Linked DNA regions of Homo sapiens: region 1 is linked to region 2. The links are chromatin contacts, found by Hi-C or POLR2A ChIA-PET in ENCODE. All regions are on one chromosome and are shown on one strand. Each heading gives the region's core, a stretch centred on a gene start or an enhancer-like site at or near the end of the contact. The rest is flanking DNA. Distances are from core to core; before and after follow the strand shown. Region 1 has its middle 42 kb from the start of ABHD5. Region 2 has its middle 18 kb from the start of ANO10.

Region 1 (5,955 bases), core at 870-3,369, 95 kb before region 2:
CCCTGATAGGCTTGGGAGGTGGACAGGGTATTTTTGACAGATGTGTGTGGTCATAAGGGCCTCCCCGAGAGCTGAAGGCTAAAGTTAGGAACATCAACTCTCACCCTAGAAAACCCTCACACTTCTGAAGGCGTGACCAGGCCTGGGAGGCCACATTCTCCACTGCAGGCCCTGCCTCCCGCAGCCTGTGTCACCTTTACTCGGGTGATGAGCCTCTCTGCCCATGGGGCCCCTCATGTAAAACTAACAGGAGAGGCCTCCAGCTCAGGGCAGGCCACAGCTGACCTCAAGTCCACAGAGCACCCAGGGCTGGCATAGGGGTGGAGACTTCTGTTCTTTGGCCCAGCATCTCAATTCCTTGCCATGACTCCCATCCCTTGTTCTGAAAAATCCAGAACTAGCCCCTCTGAGCTTTCTCTGGCCACTCATTAGTGAGGGGATAAGGAGACACAAAATAACTACAAGTCCAAAAGTCAGGTGGGAGGAGAACCACTGAGAAGGCTGGGTATGGATGAAGCAGTGTGGGTGAGGGGAATGCAGAGTGTTTCATTTTGAACCATAAATCCCAGCACACCAGGTACCAGGTTAGCGAAGCCCTGGCCTTGTCCCTATGGGACAATGAGAGCACTTGTTCTCATTCCCCAGACACTGAGAAAGGCAGGGAGCTGGACCCAGGAGAGCTGCTGAGAGCAGGGAGCTGCCTCCTCCATCAAGTTTACCAGCATGGTGGGAGGTGGCTGGGAGTAGAGAAGAGGGGTTTCCAAACCTACCAGAATGCTGGCACCTGCGGTCTAGACATACCTGCTAAGATTGACCTCAGATCATTGCCTACCCCTGGTCCCGATCTCCATCATACTTCCTAGAGGAGTTGGGACAGAGTGAGCCTTCAGCCCAGACTTCTCTTTATAGTATATAAACAATTGTGGTTTTGGCCATTAAAAGTAATGGCCAAAACCGCATTTACTTTTGCACCAACCTAATACTTTCTCTCCTTTGTGCCCCCAAACTCTTCTCTCCTACAATCAAACATCTTCAGGAATTCTAGGCCCCATTTTAGAAATTCAGCATGATTTGGTTCAATAATTATTCAGTGAGTACTCACTCTGGGCCGGACATGAGCAGGTGTTTCTACTTAGAGGTTTCAGCATCACATCAAATGCAAACTAAATTTTCTAGAAACTAAAGACTGCATATTTATTCAAATATATCCAGTGCTTCAGTTTAAGGCAAGCTTCTCCAATCCATGGCTGCAGGCCACATTCAGCCCAGTATGACTTTGAATACAGCCCAAAACAAATTTTTAAGCCTTCTTAAAGCATTATTAGATTTTTTTGCATTTTTCTTTTAGCTCATCAGATATCGTTAGTGTTAAGTGTATTTTATGTGTAGCCCAAGATAATAATGCTTCTTCCAGCGTGACCCAGGGAAGCCAGAAGGTTGGACATCCCTGGTTTAAGGCTTCCTCTCTGTTTTTACACCTCACCATCCCCTATTTTCATGATGACCTTACACCCTCCGGAAAATTCAAGAAATCCCATACCCATAAGCCCTTCCTTTTAAGGTGACTTTCTTGGATCAGGGTCTCTAGTAGCAAAGCCTAAGAAAAGAATTCTTATATATTGGGTTTTGGGGGCTCTCAAGAAACGCGAGGAGAGAGAAATAGGCTGGAGTGAGGGAAAGAGCTAATTAAGGATGTAGTTTAATCTGAAGTTTAACTTCAGCCAGTCCCACAGGTGCCCAGGAACACAAATTGCACCACAGACTGGGTCCCACCTGGAGGCAAGAGGGCAGGCTTTCTGCACCCACGTGTCAGTCAATCATCGGCTGCAGGGGTGTGATCTCCCAGGTGAGGAAGCAGCTGTTTGGCCAAGGGCAATTCTGCAGAGGAGACAGCTATAAGCCACTAGGGGACATCTTCCTGACAGTTGGGGGTAGTTGCACCAGCACCGTAAAGAGCACCAAGGCATCTACTGACAGCATCCATTCATGGTCACCAGAAAGCACACTGCAGAGGGAGAGATCCTTGAATTACTATTCATCCAAGCCCAGCATTCCACAGACAAGAAAACTGGTGCAGACTGGGTGACTTGCCAAGGCCACTCAGCTCATTGGTTGGGGCACTGGGACAAGAATCCAGACTTCCTGGCTCTCAGACATGGTTTTGCGGAATGAGCTCTGAAAAAATAGTAACAGTGTTAATGAATCAATTCTCAATCATGTCATCTTAAAGACATTCTCTGAGCAACCTAACATGATGCAATCACCACCCATTTGCACACAGATTTTAAAATTTATGCCAGGATGGTTGTGAAAATATGTACCCCAAATACGTTTTTCTCCTTGAGTAAAGGACATTTAAAGGGAAGTACTGTACTATATTTACTCCTCAAGAGAGAAATGTGACTCAAATGTAAATTACTGCGAATGGCAGGACTATGACAACAATCCAGATGTGAAAGGCAAACACAAGGGCATCCTGTGGAAAATTTTGTTCTGGAATGTTTAAGCTCTTGTTTTATCTTTCATGGCATAACATTTTGACCTTTTAATATGCAAAACTGCCAAACCCATTTTACAATGCAAATTAAAAACAACCTGTTAATGGCGCCAAACTGTTTTTTCAAAACTGCTTTTATTTGTAGCAATTCATGTTCATTCAACAAACAGTGATTGATTATATGAGAGCACCTGACACCAGGTACTGACGCTTATGAGCAAGACACCTTGTCAACCATAGGGAGACTGGATGAGGATTTATATAACTCAGGTGTATGACCAAGTCTCCCTTGTCTGACAGGCCTTATTATGAATGAGTGTGGTAGTGAGTAAGCTCTAAGACAGCCCCCAGGGATCCCAGTCTCCTGGTGCTCACACCCTTGAGAGTTCCTCTGCTCCTGAGTGTGGATGAAACCTGTGACTTCCTTCTAACCATCAGAATCCAGCAAAGACCGCGGGATGTCACTTCCATGATTACACTGCACAAGGTTGTAACTGCTGTCTTGTTAGACTCTCCACTGCCTTCTTGGTTTACATGCTTTGATGAAGGAAGTGGCCATGTTGAGGAGGTTCACGTGGAAACAAACTGAAGGTGGCCTTCAGCAGATGGACAGCTACCAACTACGGCCCTCAATCCATCAGCTGGAGGGAACCAAATCCCAACAACCACATGAGCTTGGAAAGCATGTCCTTCCTCACTCAAAGAGGAAGCCCAGCCCTGGCCATCACCTTGACTCCAGCCTTGAGACCCCAGCCCTGGCTACCATCTTGACTGCGGCCATGCAAAGATCTTGAAGCAGAGGACCTAGCTCAGCCATGTCTGAATTCTTCATCCGCAGAAACCATGAGATTATAAATGTGTGTTGGGTAAGTCACTAATTTTGCAGTTACCTTTAAATATTGTGCTTACCTTTACATATTTAAAATTAATTTTTAAAAATACAATTAGTTCTAATTAATCAGTATTTAAACATCCCCTGCCCAAGTCTAACAAGACTTTAAGCTTGCATTTTACTTTTCTCTTACTTCTTGACCATCTCTTTCCTGTTGTTGAAATTATCAAATTTTAATGTGTATGATTTTTAAGTACACATCTCCCCTCTATTCTGTTTGTTTTGTTTTGTTTTTGAGACACAGATTTTGCTTCCTCACTCAGGCTGGAGTGCAGTGGTGCAATCTCGTTTCACTGCAACCTCCAACTCCCAGGTTCAAGCGAGTCTCCTGCCTCAGCCTCCCAAGTAGCTGGAATTACAGGCACGTGCCACCCTGCCGGCTAATTTTTGTATTTTTAGTAGAGACAAGGTTTCATCATGTTGGCCAGGCTGGTCTTGAACTCTTGATCTCAAGTTATCCACCCACCTCGGCCTTCCACAGTGCTGGAATTACAAGCATGAGCCACCGTGCCAAGCCCTCCCCTCTATTCTTAATGGTATTCTAAAAATCATTAAGCTTCATAAAGAATATTAAAGACAATAATTTTTTTTATGTTTTACTGGGATCATTTTTTGTTTTGTCTCGCACTCACCACTTTTTTGAATTAAATGCTTTCTTTTTTCCAGAAGACTTCATGGGTGGTGAGTTTTCTCAGCTTCCTGGGCACATGAGCTGTGCAACTGCATGGGGCGCTGCATTCAGAGGGGTCCCACACTTATTTTAATGCTCTGCAGTTGCCATCCTGAAATTCTTAATTTTTAATTTTAATTTTTATTTATTTATTTATTTATTGAGACGGAGTTTCACTCTTCTTACCCAGACTGGAGTGCAATGGCACGATCTCAGCTCACCACAACCTCCCGTCTCCCGGGTTCAAGCGATTCTCCTGCCTCAGCCTCCTGAGTAGTTGGGATTACAGGCATGCGCCACCACACCCGGCTAATTTTTGTATTTTTAGTAGAGACGGGGTTTCTCCATGTTGGTCAGGCTGGTTGTGAACTCCCGACCTCAGGTGATCCGCCTGCCTTGGCCTCCCAAACTGCTGGGATTACAGGTGTGAGCCACCGCACCCGGCCCAAACTCTTAAATCTTTCAACAAGCAGCCCCACGCTTTTATTATGCATTGGGCCCCCAAAATTATGTATGCAGTGTTGTCTGAGTGTTTGCATGTTCAAGAACACTGTTATTTTGTTCTCACTCTTAAAGATAGTAAACAGAATATAGAATTCTAAATTCAAAATCATCTTCCTTCATAAAAATTTAGCACTTTGGAGATAGTTCCCATTTGGAAGATAAACCATTGAGTGCCAGTCTGTTGAAACTTTCTATGTCTCCTCTGGCAATATGTAGAATTTTCACCTTAGCTTTAGCGAACGATCCTTGGAATTCTTAGGAGGTTGAAATTATACTAGGTGATATCTGTGTGTGAACTTTCTCCCACTATTGTTGCTCACCACCTGGGGCCACAAGGAAATTCACTTTAAAAAAAATGGATTAGGGCCGGGCGCAGTGGCTCACGCCTGTAATCCCAGCACTTTGGGAGGCCGAGGCAGGTGGATCACGAGGTCAGGAGATCGAGACCACCGTGGCTAACATGGTGAAACCCTGTCTCTATTAAAAATACAAAAAATTAGCCAGGCGTGTTGGCATGCACCTGTAGTCGCAGCTACTCAGGAGGCTAAGGCAGGAGAATTGCTTGAACCCAGGAGGCAGAGGTTGCAGTGACCCAAGATTGCTCCACTGCACTCCAGCCTGGGCAACAGATCGAGACTCCGTCTCAAAAAACAAACAAACAAACAAAAAAACAAACAAATGGATTAGGCCAGGCGCAGTGGCTCATGCCTGCAATCTCAACATTTTGGGAGGCTGAGACAGGAGAATCATTGAGCCCAAGAGTTCAAGACCAGCCTGGGTAAAATAGCAAGACTTCATTTCTCCAAAAAGTAAGAAAAATTAGCCAGATGTGGTGACATGTGCCTATGGTCCTAGCTACTCAGGAGGCTGAGGGAAGACTGCATGATGAGCCTAGGAGTTCAAGGCTGCAGTGAGCTTTGATCGCACCACCGTATTCCAGCCTCGGAGACAGGGGAAGATCCCGTCTCAAAAAAAAAAAAAAAAAAAAAAAAGGGATTATTTTCTATTCTCCATTAAAACAAAAAAGAAAACCTTAAAGTCTCTCTTTCTGGAATATCTATTAGATGGAAGACAGATCCAGGAAGTCCAAAGTCTCTCACCAGTGTTTTTCATACTGTCTACTTAGTCAGCAAGGTTTCCTTGACTTTCCCTTCCAGATTACTTCTCCAGGTATGAGTGCTCTCATCAGCCAAGAGCATTCCTCAGGAGAAGGCTGGTGTGAACTAGTTGGCAGCCAACACCAAGAGAAGCTGGCCCAGCAAGGCCATCCAGGTGTGGCACCAATGGCATTGCTCCAATAAGTTAACTGAGCCTTCGGTTCCTCCTCTGTGAAATAAGTGTACCTTTCCCACTGAGTTGTTAGAAGGATTAAATGAAAGATTGTTGCAAAGC
Region 2 (6,348 bases), core at 2,841-5,340:
GAGCCGAGATTGCGCCACTGCACTCCAGCCTGGGCAACAGAGCAAGACTCCGTCTCAAAAAAAAAAAAAGAAAAAAGAAAAGAAAATACATCTCTACAAATAATCAGTAACATTTGCACAAGGTTATGTAACACAACATTGTTTGCAGTAGCAAAAGATTAGAAATAATCTAAACATCCACCAACAAGAGAGGCTGTAAATAAACTGCAGTACATACATGAATTGGCGACCAGGCATCATAAAACACAGAAAAAAAAAAATGTCTGTGAATTGAAACAATCTCCAGAATATATTTTTAGATTTAAAAAGTTAGTATAGTATGCTATATTTTGTGTGTAAGGGGGAAAAAGGAGGAATAAGAATATATTTAGGTATTCGCCTATATTTGCAAAAAGAAGCAATAAAAATAATTACCTATAGGAGGTGGGGGGAATGAAGTGAAGGGAGAGGGTTAGGAGTGAAACTTCTGTGGGTTTGGTTACCTTTTCGTGTATTTTTTAACTTTGGGACCACATAAATGTTTTATATATTTAAAAAATTCAAATAAAAAAGACAAAAGTAAAATCCTAAAATGGAAAACAATTGGGACCAATGAGCTTAACTTTATTTCAAATGTGGCAACCACAGCTATACAAAGAACAGAATTATTTCAGTACTTTAATTATACACTCATAATGGATTTGATCTAAGGATAAATGAATAGAAGGAAATCTTAAATTTCAGTCAGTAATTTATTATTTATATAGTATTATAATTCTGAACTAGGAGAAAACAAGTGTACAATTCTGAATTAGGAGGAAAGAAACACTATATTATTACAAACCAAAACTTTCAGTGTAACAGAAAAGAGAGGCAAAAACAACTATTAAGTCAAAGAACTTAAAATAAAACACTGTAAGGTTAAATTTGCATTGAGAAATTCACATTAAATAACCTTTTAAAAGTGTATTTGTCATTCCTGGATCTGTTCACTGAAAGGGCTTTGAAGCAATGATACCCTTGTGTCAATTAACATACCTTGCCCCTTGATCTTGGCATCGAAATATCATTTCTCACCAGTAAGGAGAATGTCCTTATTAGGAAATGCATGTTGAAATATTTAGCAATGAAATGGCATGAGTCTACAGTTTATTTTCAAATGGCTCAGCTGTGTGTGTGTATCTGTGTATGTCTGTATGTGGGTGGGTGGGTAGGTGGTAAGGATCTAATTATTACACCAAGCAATCCCTTTTCCTGCACCTGGCATAACCTCCTGTAGAATGAGCTCAAGCTTCCCACACTCGCTTGATGACATGGCCTCCATTCTGAAGATGAAACAAAACTTGGAGGAGCACTCATGTAAAGATCTAAATTACTAAAATGCCTGTGCCTGAGACTCAGAGATCCTAAAAATAGACAGTGCCATGTGTGCTCTAATTTTCTGCTTAAAGTGACTTAAATCCTTTCAATTCAGACATTTTCAATAGAATATATGGTACTTCAACCTTATAAGTCAAATGCATTTGTTGAAATAACATTTCTCAGTAGTTTTTTCAGTTTCCGTGGCTGCAATGGGTGGAGAACTTTCATTAGCAGTTATTGGCTTTGGTGTGGCAATGGATGTTGCACAAAGGCCTTTGCTTGGGAGTTGGGAAACACAGGTTCTCATTGGGCTCTATAACTAACTTGCTATGTAGCTTTGTATAAGTCATATCACCTTTTGGGATCTTGGTCTTTCAACTGCCGAATATAGGTATTGGATTTTTCTTCTACTGTAAACAGTGATTTGGAATTTTCTCCAAGTAGAGTGATATGTCTACCATAACAGGGGTAACAAGAAAGAAACAAGAGTGAGAGTTTATTACAGCATGAAGTGGCACCAGGAATAGGAAAGGAACCCCCAATCCAGATAATTTTTTGATATCAATCTTGTGTCAAATTCTTTAAACATATGACAATGAATAAGAGCAACAAATGAATCCTCAACTATAAGAACAATATTTTGGTATATAATTTTATGTATAATTATCCTTAGTTCCAATAATTATTTTCTTTTTCTATCTAGAAGGAAAAGGATGGATTCTGAGTGGTTCCAGCTAGCCATAGCTCCCTATAGCTGCAATTCATGTGGCAGCCTGCGTGTATGCTAGCGTTGGCTGAGGATTTTTAATGCACTTCAGATTTTGGTTTAATATGCTTGCAAATAACTTACCATGGAAGTCCCCTTGAAACACATTAAATTCTCTGTTTACTCGCATGACTGGGGAATTAGACAATCAACCATGACAATCTATCAAAAGTATTAGAATACAAAAAGCACTAAGCATGAAATCTTATTGAAAACCATTTCATTCTCTTAATTATTCATTAGGTTCCTCAGACTCTGAGAGACCTTCAAGGTCATTATTATGAATATTAATTATCACTGTAATGTGGCAATGGAAAAATGCATTTTAAAAGAGTTCTGTTCAGTAGAATACTGCTAGTAAAAGAATTCACCATTTTATTTGGGAGTGTGTGCTCTTCTGCTTTTTTGCTACATGGTGAGAAAATAGGAACATTAGAAATGAAACTTCCAGAATCTTTTTAGTGCATGGGATGGGTTCCAGTTTGCATGATTCCTGTGCAAAGGCCTGGGAGGAAGGAGTACCTGCTGACTGGGGTCAGGGAGGAGTGGAATGAAGTAGTGCCAGGCAAAGATGGCAAGTTCTCCACTGGCCAGGGTTGATGCTTTGCCCTGCTAGCCAGTTGTTTTTAAAAAAATTCAGCCAATATCCACCAGATGCCTTCTCTTCACCATGCTTTTTGTTGGTTTAGAAACAACAGAATGGACTTGGTTGAGTGGTGCAGCTTCAAGTAAACTCTTTCCACATTATAAGCTGGGGGTATATTTTTTAACCTTTTCTTCCCTGTTCCCTCAAAGCACACAACCAGCAATGAGAGGTCTTGTGAAATTGAAACCCATTAAATATAAAGACATCTAATGACTGATGTGTTTAAATATCAATCCTTCAAGTAAAGCTTTGTAGAGTGGTTCATTTTGGAATGATTGTCCAGAACACTGTTTTCAGACCTACTCTGTGTCCTCTTCCTTTACCACCCCACTTTCACCCTAACATACATCTTCTGCAACCCCGACTCTCAGGACTAGGCTTGCTTAGGCTAGCGACACTCCAGTGAGTTCAGCTGGTTGTGCTAAGACAAAATAATGCTGGAGACATTCTCTGAATGAACTGGGGTGCCATCCAAACAGGCTCATATCTGAAAGTATACTATTGTGCCAGGTCCTACTTTCTAAAAAGGCAGAATTGTCTACATTTTCTTTTTCTTTCTTTCTTTTTTTTTTTTTTCTGAGATGGAGTCTTACTCTGTCGCCAGGCTGGAGTGCTGTGGTGCGATCTCAGCTCACTGCAACCTCCGACTCCCTGGTTCAAGGGATTCTCCTGCCTCAGCCTCCTGAGTAGCTGGGATTACAGAGCTGGGATTACAGGCATGCACCACCACGCCCAGCTAATTTTTGTATTTTAGTAGAGACGGAGTTTCACTATGTTGGCCAGGATGGTCTCAATCTCCTGACCTCGTGATCCGCCCACCTCGGCCTCCCAGAGTGCTGGGATTACAGGCGTGAGCCACTGCACCCAGCCAGAATTGTCTGTATTTTCATCACAAATTGATTCTTCAACTTATTTTAGTTGTGTGGCATTTGGATCTATGTCTTAAACATTAGTGCTAGAAATGCACTGTAAACACCTAGCAAGGGTGTGGACGGGAGCCCTCTAGATCTAGTGAGGGCAAACTGGCTGAGTCATCTGATCTCTGGGCTGGCTGCACTGCGATGACTTAAAATGTGAAATTCTTTGACGCCCCTTTCAAAAGATGAAGGCTAATTCCTCTCCCCTGGAATGTGGGCTGGACCTAGTGATGTGCTTCTAACAACTAGAACAACACAGAAATGATGGTGTGTGACTTTGGAGAGTAGGTGATTCCCAGGTATTACAGCTTCCTGCTTGCTCGCTCTCTCTCTCTGAGCCCTCCCTCTGCAGGAAGCCCATGCCATGTCCTGAGGACGGGTGAGCAGCCTGGTGGAGAGATCTATCTGGTGGGGAACTGAGACTGCCTGCAGTCATGTGAGGGAGCCACCTTAGAGGCAGACCCTCCAGCCTGAGTCAAGCCTTCAGATGACTGCAGGTGACATCTTGACCACAACCTCAGGATCAATTCTGAGCCAGAACCACTCAGCTAAGCCACTCCCACATTCCTGTCAGAAACTGAGTGACATAATGACTCTGTGGTTTTTAGGCTGCTATATCTGGGAGCAATATGTTCAACAGGAGTGGTACCTACCTTGAGTATTAATAATTGTTGAGAGTCACCTTTCTCACCCCTTCACTTGATGGCGCTGTGGTGCAACTGCAAACTCCTGTGGCAACGACTTGTCTCGCTGTACAGCAGGTGTGTAACTTCCTACCCAGTGAGTGCTGGGAATCAGGCCCTTGACCACCGTTTCACAAACCTCTAGCTGCTCTCTGGCTACTTGTGAGTTAAAGTATTTTTACCCTTTAAAAAATACTTACTAAACATTTCATTTTTCACAAATAGGTAGAAAAAAGATTTGTCACAATATCCCATCTATATCCCATTGAGCAGACTGAATAGCCAACATTATATGCATTTATTGCTTGATTCTGAAGACTAAAAATCCCAGTGAAATGACACATGCTTTAATAGGGGTAATTATAATACAAAATTTCCAATTTGTATTATTTTTATTAACACCATAAAAACATCTCAAAAAAGCTTCTCTTCTTAACTTTTTGTAAATTGTGATCAAGAGGATTAATATAAATTGCATAATTTCAACAAAAATATCTATTTCTTACTTGTGAAAATTATTCATCTCTTCAATTGTAATGCAAGTTCGAAGGTTATCCTTACAAATGAGCAGTTTATAGCCTGGTTAGTCAATGACCATTTATACATTTCTGTCTGGAGAAGGCAGATTTTCAGGAGGAATAATGTAGAGTTTAGGTTTTCACAAGATGATCTCATTAAGAATTTTTAACTTATAGTTCAATTAAACGACGTATCTCAATTTAATCTGCTTGTATTTGAAGATAAATATGCACATTTCCTTTATGCTTTATGAAGGAAACAATTTTTAAAACTCGATGGAATTCTGCTTTGGATATTTTTATGATTACTCATTCATTGCTGCCCATTATATTCTTATACTGTATTCAGAACAGGTAGTAAATCCCACTAGTTCTAAAAGGGAAAATGACAACTTTCTGATTTATCCTCCAACAATGGTTACTTTTTGCCTCATAATTTGTTTTCTTTAAGACAAAAGATAAAAAGCAAGATTTGAGAGAGGTTCCTGGATCAACTGGCTCAATCTGCTTAGTTCTACAAAGTGGAGTTTCTGGGCATCATTCTTCATTTCTGTACACAAAGTGCTGTGAAGCTCAAGAAGAAATAGCTCTGCACAGGAACGATGTGCACTGCCCTACTGCTTCTTTATCTAGTAGGTGAAAAAAAAAAATGCCCTGACGCTGTCTCTTGGGCTGTTTTATTCTTCTTCTAAATTTTGGTCCTAATTCTCCGTGATGCTATTGTTTTTAATTGGGGCGTTTGTTTGTTTGTTTGTTTGTTTGTTTTGAGATGGAGTCTCGCTCTGTTGCCCAGGCTGGAGTGCAGTGGCGCCATCTCGGCTCATTTGCAGCCTCCGCTTCCCAGGTTCAAGTGATCCTCTTGCCTCAATCTCCCGAGTGGCTGGGATTACAGGCATGCGCCCCCAAGCCCAGCTAATTTTTGTATTTTTAGTAGAGACCGGGTTTCACCATGTTGGCCAGGCTGGTCTTGAACTCCTGACCTCAGGTGATCTGCCCACCTTGGCCTCCCAAAGTGCTGGAATTACAGGTGTGAGCCACCGCACCCAGCTTTTTGTTTGTTTTTTTGAGACAGGGTCTCACTCTGTCACCCAGGCTGGAGTGCAGTGGTGCAAACACAGCTCACTTCAGCTTCCACCTCCCAGGCTCAATTGATCCTCCCACCACAGCCTTCCTGCTAGCGGGGACTGCAGGCATGCACCACCACGTCTGCCTGGCTAACTTTTATTTATTTATTTGTGGAGACAGAGTCTCATCATTTTGCCCAGGCTGGTTTTGAATTCCAGGGCTCAAGGATCCACTCGCCTTGGCCTCCCAAAGTGCTGGGATTATAGGCCTGAGCCACTGCACCAGGCTAAATGGGGCCTTTTTAGTGGTGACAGAGACCAGGTGTTTTTCAGTTTTTGAGACTCCCAATATATTTTAAAAAATAAAGAAATATCAATTCAGGTTTACAACAAATTTAAATGCTAGATACTTT

The links. A loop is a pair of places that touch in the nucleus more often than their neighbours do. ChIA-PET counts read pairs that join two places held with the same protein, here RNA polymerase II (POLR2A).
Region 1: a loop to region 2 is called in a map of astrocyte of the cerebellum, with 7 times the contacts of the local background. The contact joins two enhancer-like sites. A Hi-C loop is called at or near these places in 2 of 168 maps with a recorded cell type or tissue (astrocyte of the cerebellum and endothelial cell of hepatic sinusoid). POLR2A ChIA-PET finds 5 or more read pairs at or near these places in 3 of 52 experiments (BJ, activated T-cell and naive thymus-derived CD8-positive, alpha-beta T cell).

What each region holds. Positions count from the first base shown.
Region 1 is chr3:43,730,100-43,736,054 of GRCh38, reverse strand. It overlaps a transcript of ABHD5 not described here. Among named protein-coding and RNA genes, the nearest start is that of ABHD5, 42 kb to the right of the region's middle. Within about 2 kb of position 2,119, at least 4 of the 41 ENCODE cell types and tissues checked have a DNase peak (open chromatin) inside an H3K27ac peak, as active enhancers do.
Region 2 is chr3:43,636,758-43,643,105 of GRCh38, reverse strand. It overlaps a transcript of ANO10 not described here. Among named protein-coding and RNA genes, the nearest start is that of ANO10, 18 kb to the right of the region's middle. Within about 2 kb of position 4,090, at least 3 of the 41 ENCODE cell types and tissues checked have a DNase peak (open chromatin) inside an H3K27ac peak, as active enhancers do.